Linked DNA regions of Homo sapiens: region 1 is linked to region 2. Evidence: chromatin loops called from intact Hi-C (ENCODE). Cell type or tissue: PC-3. All regions are shown on one strand.

Region 1 (5,000 bases), 320 kb after region 2:
GTTTCTGCTGGTTCTGACTCATGGTGTTTGTTTTTTCCTGTGCCTGATTACATCCTGGATGTTGTTTTTGAAAAAGTATTTATAGAAATAATTTGAGGTTGAGAATTTTCATATGCTTCTGCCTTCTGCCTAGGTTGTACAGTTTAAGGCCTCCTCAAGCCAAGTTCATGATTCAGGTATTGTGAGTTGGGCTGCAAACCTGTGTGCAGGCTGGTTACTTACAGTTCACTTTCCCTCTTTGAAGCCCCATTTACAATAGGGGTTGGTATCCTTGAGACCCCACCTGCTTAGGCTCCAGATGTCACCAGAATTTCACATCAGCTTTATTTCCTGGATTGGTAAATATAACCCCATGATAAAAGTGGCTCTGAGTGTTGGGTTTACCTCTTGGACTTCCTGTCCTCACCAATTTTTGACCGAAAATTCAACCCTATGTTGTTAGCTCTTTGAATTACCTATTCTGTCCTCATTAGAAGAGTGCCTCCAGCATTTATTGCCTAAACATGACAGCTGAGTATTTTTAGTTTGATTTTTTTTTTAACATTTGCTAATAATACGTTTTCAACCAGATCATAAACTTTGTGGATAAGGTCCCTGTCTGCTATTTCTTTACCCTTCTCATATAGCATTTAATACAATGATAGGTGGATAATTGGTTCTCTTGGCCAGTTGACTGATCAAGGGGCAATTCTCCAAACTCTGGTGATTTCTCCTTTTCGTTCGTAAGACTGCTTTTATACCCCAACAAAGAAACTTGTTATAATTTAATAGTGGCTGTGTCCATTTTTCTTTTCTTCTCTGCTGTTCCATCCCAAGGTGGGATGGCCCCAATTAGACTAACCACTGAAACCCTGGGCATAAAATGGTGCCCAGGGAGCTTTTCTTCATATTAATTTGTGTGTACTCTAAAAGGAAAGATTATTTGGCTTGCTCATAAATCCAAAATTTTGGTGATGAAAATATGTTTATAATTATTTCTTTTGAGCTTGATTTGTTGTGGATTTTTTCCTTTATTTTGGTTTAAGATCAAATGGTTTCCTAATGTGTATGGGTCACTGTAGTCTAAATTTTTTTTTTTTTTTTTTTTTTTGAGATGGAGTTTTGCCCTTGTTGCCCAGGCTGGAGTTAAATGGCGAGATCTTGCCTCACTGCAACCTCCACCTCCTGGCTTCAAGTGATTCTCCTGCCTCATCCTCCTGAGTAGCTGGGATTACAGATGCCTGCCACCACGCCCAGCTAATTTTGTATTTTTAGTAGAGACAAGATTTTATCATGTTGGCCAGGCCGGTCTGGAACTCCTGACCTCAGGTGATCCGCCTGCCTTGAACTCCCAAAGTGCTGGGATTATAGGCATGAGCCACCGTGCCTGGCCTCTAAATATTTTTAAAGTATAGATGTTTTTAAACTTGTAGCTCCTGAGTGTGAACTGTCCCTTGCTGTTTTTTGGGCATCTATCAAGGCATTTGTTCTAACCACTGAGTAAGAAGGACATCACTAAGGGGGTTGTAGCTATACCTTTCTTCTTTTTATCTTTAATTAACATGCATTGACTGCCTGGTATGTTAGAAACAGACCTGCCTATTACAGTCTCATTCCCTTCCATACTCATCCTTGCTTGTGTGGCTACCTCCCAAGCTAGGACTGCAAGACCCTTATCACTCCTGCTTACTATTGGTTTTTGTGTCCTTTTGGCAATTTTCTAGTGGCTGCTTGAACTATTGGTTGTCAGATTGACCTGATTTGTTTCACTTGTAAACAAAATGCTTAAGCCACTGTTGATTTTTGTGACAGCTCAGTTGCTTAGAGCAAGGTGTTAATGAGACATCGGTCATAGGTCCAGGCTCTGGGTTGACTGGTAAGCTTTGCTCTGGCCCATGGCCACAGACCCTGACTCCCCCTTGCCAGCTGTCTTGCACATGTAGCTATGGCTCATTATGGGGACACAGCAGGGGGTGGAGATAAGACAAGGCAAATCTGTCATCTCTGCCAGAAAAGACAACTCCTACTGATAGGTCAGTAACCTTTTCATTGGAAGAACAGCACGTTAGTATTAGCTTCTGTAGATGTGTCTAACTGAGTCTTTTTCTTAAAATAACTCATGTGATTGTATGGGTTGTCTGCAGCAAGTTTAGAATACTGCTCACATTTTAAAGCATGTTTGAATATAAGGATGGCTTTTTAGTTTGTGAAGATTATTGTCCTTAATCAGGGATTCTTAATATCATTCTCTAAAGTAGAAAAGTGAGCTTTAGAAGTCAAATTTGATAAAGCTCTAGAAAACAACTGCAAAATTGCTGTTATAAAGAAACCTGTCAAATTTAGGAAGTGCCCTCCAGGAGCCCTTCATCCCAACCAATCCTCTCCTAAAAGAAAGGAAAAAAAGAAGAAAGATGGCTAGGTAGATGGAATAGTGATCAGAAAAAAAGAACTTTTCTAGAAAAGCATACCAGTGTGCTCTTTACCAGAGCATTTTAGCAGGTAATATTTTACAAAGGACCCAGCAGATAATTGGGCAGGTTTTTTCTTTAGGAACTTAGTGTTGATGGCCTGAATTAATCTGACTAGGAATTTAGACATTTCTTCATGATATATTTTGAGTCCATAGATGATCTGATTCTAATGTGACTTCAGTTTTTAACTTACATAGCGTTAAGCAAAAGGATGTGTGTGTATGTATGTGTGTTTGTTTTACATCCTAAAGGTATTACAGGCCCCATGGTAAACTTTTTGGCTCAAGTGAATCCAGAGTTTGGTATATGTAACCTCCAGTGGTGGTTCATGAACAAACACTTCATTTCTGTAGTCATATTTTTTTTTAAAGAATAAAAGTGAGCCAGGTTTAAAACTTGTTAAGAAAATAATAGCACAGGTGATACACAGATGAAGCAAAATTGCCGTGGATGGTCTGGGAATGCCTGAGGATTGAGAAACACTGGCTGAATTATACACTGTGGCAGAAGAAATTATAGGCCCTTAGAAACAGGTAGAGGTTATTGGAAAGATTCAAGCACCTAATGTTTAGTTAGAAGGTAAGTAAGCTGGTTTCTTAAGTTCTTGTTTATTTATTGGGTGTGGGCTCAGGATAAGTTAGTTTGAAATAGATCTTAGAGAAGTAAATGCAAGACAACTTTATCAATGAGTCATGGGCAAACAATTCTATTATTAGAAGTAGTATAGAAAAGGAGTAGGAGAAGTAGAAGGGAGGAAGTCTAGTATTCATTCATTTATTTATTCATTAATTCAGCCACTATTTCTTGAGCACCTGGTGTATGTCAGGCACTGTTGTAGGCACTGGGGACACAGCAGGGAGCAAAACAGACAAGTCTCTGCCCTCATGAAATTCATTTACATCCTAATGGGAAGAGACAAATAATGTAAGTGAGTATATAGCATGTCAGCTGTGAGAAATGCTATGGAGAAAAATAAAGCAGAGTAAGGGAATTAAGGAGTGATGGGATGGGGAGGCATTGCTTTTTTAAATAGTTTGATGAGGAAAGACCTCTCTAAGAAAGTGACATTTAACTTGACTTCTGAGGGAAGTGAGGGAGCATTCCAGGCATGGAGAAGGAGTGTTCTAGATGGAGGGAACAGCAAGTGCAAAGAGCCCTTGACATGTCTGAGAAACAGATAAGAGGCCAGTGTGGCTGGCGTGGAGAGAGAGGGGAGAGTCGTCAAGTAGTAAGAGGTGAGAGCAGATGGGAGGAAGGTCTCAGCACAGGTCAGGCCTCTGGCTTTGCTGAGAGTGATGGATGCCTTTGCAGGGTTTTGAACAGAGGAGGCACATGATTTGACTTAACGTTTTAACAAGCTGTTTCCTGCTGCTGTGTTGAGAATAAGCTGTAGGCGGCACCAAGGTGGCAGCTGGGAGGGTATTGCCACAAAACAAGCAAGAGATATGATGGTTTAGGCCAGTGGTAATGGTGGAGAGTGTGAGAAGAGGACAGATTCTGGATGTATTTTGAAGTAGAGCCCGCAGAATTTGTTGATGAACTTGATGCAGAGTGTTAGAAAAAGAGAAGACTTCAAGGTTATTGGCCTGAATAACTGGAAGGATGGAGTTATCTATCACTGAGATAAACAGAGGTAACAGAAGTAAAGGGGAGAGATGGCCATGGTAGAAGGTGGATTACACCTTTAAATTTTTAAAACATATTTTTATTTAAAATAGCCCTCACTCCCTGGCCCAGTGCACACAAAGGACCTGATTTGCTTTTACCCTGAGTTTGTCACTGTAGATATCCTGGAATACTTCGTTAAAAACTATAAATAAAGTGGCCATAATACGGCTCATTTTGTTCAGATTCTAAAAAAAAATTCCTTCATAAGCAGTTGGCTTCCAAATAGCAATGCATGCTGTCAGTTTGGTGACTAATTGGGTTAGAGGTTAATAGCAAGGCAGTCCTATAAACATCAACGGGAGTGGTGTATCCAAATGAAAGCTTGCATTAGGCAACAATTCAAAGAATGAGAATGACTAAATACCATGTTACAAGCCAAGTGAATTATATTAAGAGTTTTAACTTTGAGAGAAAGGGACGTTACCCCTGAAATAACTATCTTAGTTGGATCTTCCCTACTTAATACTCATAGTTGGGTTGTAAAAATGTAAAGGTTACCATCAAAACAGCACTTCTTAACCATGAAATTGACTAACTTTGTAAAATTAGAAATTCTGTTACTTACTTCCTACTATGCTGATTGGACATTCCTTCTTTTGCCAAAAGAACAGAAAGTTGGATTTTGTGCCTTCTAGCCAAGAGAACCACACACCTCTCTCTCTGTAGACCAGCTAAATGCTTCCTACTGCTCGGTGATGAAATCAGATCATGGAATCAGTCAGTTTGCTATACTGAATTTTTTTTTTTTCAGCTGTGTTCTAATTGAACCTTTGGGGAATAAACTAATTCTTAACATCTGAAAGTTTAAAGGTCTGATACTAGAATTTATGGGGTGGTAGAGGAGACCTTTTAGTCTCTGTATCCAAACCAAAATGTAAATTT
Region 2 (5,000 bases):
GCAACAAGAGCGAAATTCCATCTCAAAAAAAAAAAAAAAAAAACCACTGAAATTCGCTGGAGTAAAAATATGAGCCAAATTAATTAAGAAAAAATAGCAAACTTAAACACAAGATCAGGAATGACTTGTGAATGTGGTAGGAAAATGGTTTAGGATGAACATGCTATAGTTTTGTGATAAAAAAAAACAACAAAAAGCACATTGCTAGCATTTATAGAAGCACTATAATAATGGTTAAGTGTATTATCCTTGGAGTCAGACTGTGGGTGCTAGTCTGTTCTCCACTACTTGTATTTATGACCTTAGGCACATTACTTAACGTCTCTGACTCAGTTTCTTCATCTATAAAATGGCATATTGTATTAGTACCTACTGCCTAGAGTAGTTCAGATTTAATGAGTACTTTATTTTATTGATTGGTTGATTGATTGTTTTGAGACAGCCTCACTCTGTTGCCCTGACTGAAATGCAATGATACGGTCTCAGCTCACTGCAACCTCTGCCTGCTGGGCTCAAGCAATCTGTAGATTCAATGCAATCCCTATCAAAATTCCAATGTCATTCTCTCTCTCTCTCTCTTTTTTTTTTTTGAGACAGGGTCTGGCTCTGTTGCCCACGCTGGAGTGCAGTGGCGTGATCTCAGCTCCCTGAAACCTCTGTCTCCCAGGCTCAAGCCATCCTCCCACCTCAGCCTCCTAAGTAGCTGGGACTATAGGCGCATGCCACCACACCTAGCAAATTTTTGTATTTTTTTGTAGAGATGAAGTTTTACTACGTTGCCCAGGCTAGTCTCAAACTCCTAGGCTCAAGCGATTCACCCGCCTCCGCCTCCCAGTGTGCTGGGATTACAGGCATGAGCCACCACGCCTTACCTTAATGAATACTTTAGAGCTTTATACATGGCTTTTAGTTTCTTCATCTATAAAATAGGGATAATAATAGTACCTACTGACTAGAGAAGTTAAGATTTAATGAGCACTTTAGAGCTATGTACATGGCTCACAGCTCAATTTTATGAGCTTTCAACTCATACTTCTTACTCCTCCCTGTCTTCATCTTCTTCGTTATAGATACTATAATTGAATGTTCCATATTCAAAACTCTTGAAGCCCTTTCTAGCGATTTTGGGGCAACCTAAGTATGTAACCATTTTAGAGAGTATTAAAATGAGAGTAATTAGAGGAAATAAATTAATATTTAAGTTCTTAGCATGTGCTAAAATTGCATTAAGCTATTTCACTTACCTCATCTTCTTTCATCCTCACAATTTTTAACTTTTTATTTTAAAATAACTTTAGTCTTAGAAAAATTACAAAAATAGTACAGAATTCCCACATACCCTTCACCCAGTTTACCCTAATATTAACATCTTACATAACCAAAGTATAATGAATAACAGAAAATTAACATTAAACTACAATAACTGAACTATATACAGGCTTTATTCTGGTTTCAACCGTTTTTTCTCTAGTTTCCTTTTTCTGTTCCAGAATCGAATCCCACATTGCATATTTGTCATGTCTCCTTAGTCTCTTCTAATCTGTGACAGTTCCTCACTCTTGTTGTTCATGAACTTTATACTTTTGAAAATTATTGGTCAGTCATTTTGTAGAATGTCCTTCCATTTGAGTTTGTCTGATGTTTTCTCATGTACATTGAGATTAGGCATTTTTGGCAGGAAAACCACAGAAGTGATGTTCCTTTCTTGGTGCATCATATCAGGGAGGTACACAGTGTCACAGATTCTTATTGCTGGTGATGCTAAACCTTTATCACTAGGTTTAGGTGGTGTTTGCTAGTTTATCCTCTGTAATTCCCATTGTATTTAATAAATATCTTGGAGGAGATACTACTTTGGGGCTATGGAAACATTCTATTTTATCCACTAATTTTAGCATCACTAAACTAATCTATCTGGCTTAAGGTGATGTCTGTCAATTTTCTCTACTATAACATTATGATTTTTCCTTTTGTAATGAATATCTTAGGGGGACATACTTTGAGACTGTAAATATCCTGTTTTCTTTAATTTTTGCCCACTAATCTTAGCATACTTATCCCTCAAAATCTTTTAATGTGAACATTTTCTTAGTTTTGTAGATGAGGAAATGGATCTTAGAGAGGTTTATTAACTTGCCCCAAATCATACAAATAGTAAATCCAAGCCTGTCATATTCTAAAAGTCCTTGTAATTTCATTGTTTGTTAAGATGTGTGAGCTTAAGTGTAAGGGAGAAGAACCTATTGGGGACAGAGGAGAGGAATTACTGTAGAAGGAGAAATAAAGTTTTACATACATCTGGGAAGAATTATGTTTTGTACTTGGAAAGTTTATTTTGTCCTTTAATTGCCATTTTATGAGGTTTAATTTGAGACATAAGAAACATTTCTTTGATTAAATTACCAAAGCTCTCAACAAAATATGTCTTCTCACAGGGTTGGTAGAAAGCAACCATGGAATCTTATTCCTTTTTTTTTTTTTTTTTTTTTTTTTTTGAGATGGCGTCTTGCTCTGTCACCAGGCTGCAGTGCAGTGGCATGATCTCTGCACACTGCAACCTCTGCCTCCTGGGTTCAAGCGATTCTCCTGCCTCAGCCCTCCCAAGTAGCTAGGACTACAGACACGTGCCACCATGCCCAACTAATTTTTGTATTTTTAGTAAAGACGGGATTTCACCATGTTAGCCAGGATGGTCTTCATCTCTCGACCTCGTGATCTGCCCTCCTCGGCCTCCCAAAGTGCTGGGATTACAGGCGTGAGCCACTATAACCAGCCAGAATCTTATTCTTAATTTATTCCTTATATCACCTTGAAGAAAGACTTTCTTTTAAAGAACATCTAGTACATTCATAAGATTCTGCTTTCAAGATGATGAAGTGAATGTGTTTTTCTCTTATCTTTATTAAATATGAGCTGTACTTAATCACAAGCAAAAATCCTATAGTAGTAAAATATATTTGTGCTAAGGAAATTGCCAAAATATACATGAGTCATTTTAATTATATGTGTACACTTATTTAGGTGAGTGAAGACATTGCATGGCATTTTTTGGTCCTTTCAGCTGTTACTAGTCATTTCTAAAAGTCTGTCTCCTGAAACTGAGGGAATTTCTTCTCATCTTATCAGAGTTCAGACTTAGTTCTGTTCTAAAATAAGCAACCGAAAGCGAAATAGTCAGCATGTTTGAAGTCAGCAGCACTGTCCTACTACAAATGGCTATTCTTTTCAGAAACAACTGTCCTCTAGAAGTCATCCTGTTAGGTATATTAGAAGCTTAGCTTCATATATTATCTGGAATTTATTAAATATTGAGTGAACAAACAATATAAAAATATTTCACCACTAATTGTCATCCCTTTAAAAATGCCAGTTTCTGGTGACGTTTGTAACGATTGCAAACCATTGTGACTTGTCTGCTTTGCTTGCCTAAATGTTCTCTCTCATATATTCTATTTGTTCTCTTATATATACTTTATTTATGCCACTCAGCTATATTTCCGCTCTGATAGGTGTTTCTTTCTCTATAACTATTTGAAACTTTGCATAGTGATAGAATAAACTAGTTTTGTTAGCAAAGCCCAAAACTATGGACAGTTTTAAAAGCCCACTGAATACAGACATGGATTTTCAAATTATCCAAAATGGTTGAAAAGATGATTCTAAAACCTCTGCCTTTAGCTCAAGGTTAGGTTTCAAGATTTCAGAAAACTTCAATAAAGATTTCAGTAAAACTTTATGGCCTATGTGGTGTGAAAAACAGCATCAGAGTTTGACAATTAGTTTGTCATTTTTTAAACTTTATCTTTTTTAAAGAAAATTAAGTCTTTGTAGGAAAGGATTAGCATTTCTTTCTCTCAAATCAGTCCTTTGAAAAATTGACATTATAAGAACTGTATTTTTTCCAAAGTCAGCATAATTATGTTCTGTAAACCTCTAAAATAATTAAATTTTCCTCTTTATAAAAACCTCTCTTTAATTGGGAATTTGAAAACTGCCTGGATATTTGCTGATACTTAGTCATTGTTAATAATTTTTGAAGTATGATAATAGTTTTGTGGTTATGTTTATCATTACCTTTCAAAGATATATACTAAAACATTTATAGATGAAATTATGTATAGTTCTTGGAGTTTACTTTAGAATAATTTGAAAAGCAAGTGGATGAGGATATAGGTGAAATAAGATTCATCATACATTTTAAATTTGTGTAGATCATTGATGGGTTCCTTGGAAGTCACTGTGCTATTCTATTTACTTTTGTATATGGTTAAAGAAATTTTTAATGTCTCTTAATAGATATGCAGGTCTCTTATTTTGATCAATAGAAGCTAAATTGTTAATCTACTAATAAAGTTTTGTTTTATTTTATTGGTCATGAGAATTTTTTCCTTCCTTCTATTAATAGACTAAAGACATTAAAGAGATAGCCAAAAAGACACAAGCCCTGCCAAAGATGAACTCAAAGAGGCAGCGAATCGTGATCTTCACCCAAGGGAGAGATGACACTATAATGGCTACAGGTACATGTGGGAAATGTGTGATGAATCTAGTATTATGGAGATTAATCAATTACAAAAAAAAATTCTGTATTCTTTCTATTATAATATATACAATATACATATACAATATATATAAAATGAAATATTTTATTTTAATAAATATTTCTACCCTGTATCTCAGTAGAAAAGATTTCATGTTCAAGAAGATAGTTTATTAACATTTAGTTAAATAAACCACTTTGATATAATTTATTTACTTAGTTATCTTGGGGATTTTGTCAATCAAGAAATATCTTTCCTGAAAAAAAGAATACATTTCATTTATAAAATACCTGCACTAGAGTAAAATAAATTTACTCAATTATGAACAAATAAAATCCAGAACTAAGTTACATTTTCCATTTTTCCTTCAAGAAGAAAATCTCATTTTTTGTTTTATTTCACCATCTATTTTATAGCACTCATAAAACAGGAATTTCATCTAGTAAGCAAACATGTTAT

Evidence for each region. A loop is a pair of places that touch in the nucleus more often than their neighbours do. Peaks named below come from ENCODE experiments on the same cell type or tissue, not always from the same donor. Only the 100,000 strongest peaks of a DNase experiment are listed, where the experiment ranks them.
Region 1: it touches region 2 in a loop (2.2-fold over the local background); 2 of 110 quality-filtered maps call a loop at or near these places.

Annotation. Positions count from the first base shown.
Region 1 is chr10:74,920,042-74,925,041 of GRCh38, forward strand. All of the region lies in intron 3 of KAT6B (lysine acetyltransferase 6B), which reads left to right. Among named protein-coding and RNA genes, the nearest start is that of KAT6B, 96 kb to the left of the region's middle. In PC-3, a CTCF peak has its summit at 2,707; DNase peaks (open chromatin) are centred at 3,140, 3,840 and 4,400; H3K4me3 peaks cover 2,770 bases; H3K27ac peaks cover 3,548 bases.
Region 2 is chr10:74,595,974-74,600,973 of GRCh38, forward strand. ADK (adenosine kinase) reads left to right here. Exons shown (of 11, transcript NM_006721.4): 9 at 4,406-4,520. Among named protein-coding and RNA genes, the nearest start is that of ADK-AS1, 69 kb to the left of the region's middle. In PC-3, no CTCF peak of the experiment used is centred here; a DNase peak (open chromatin) is centred at 3,048.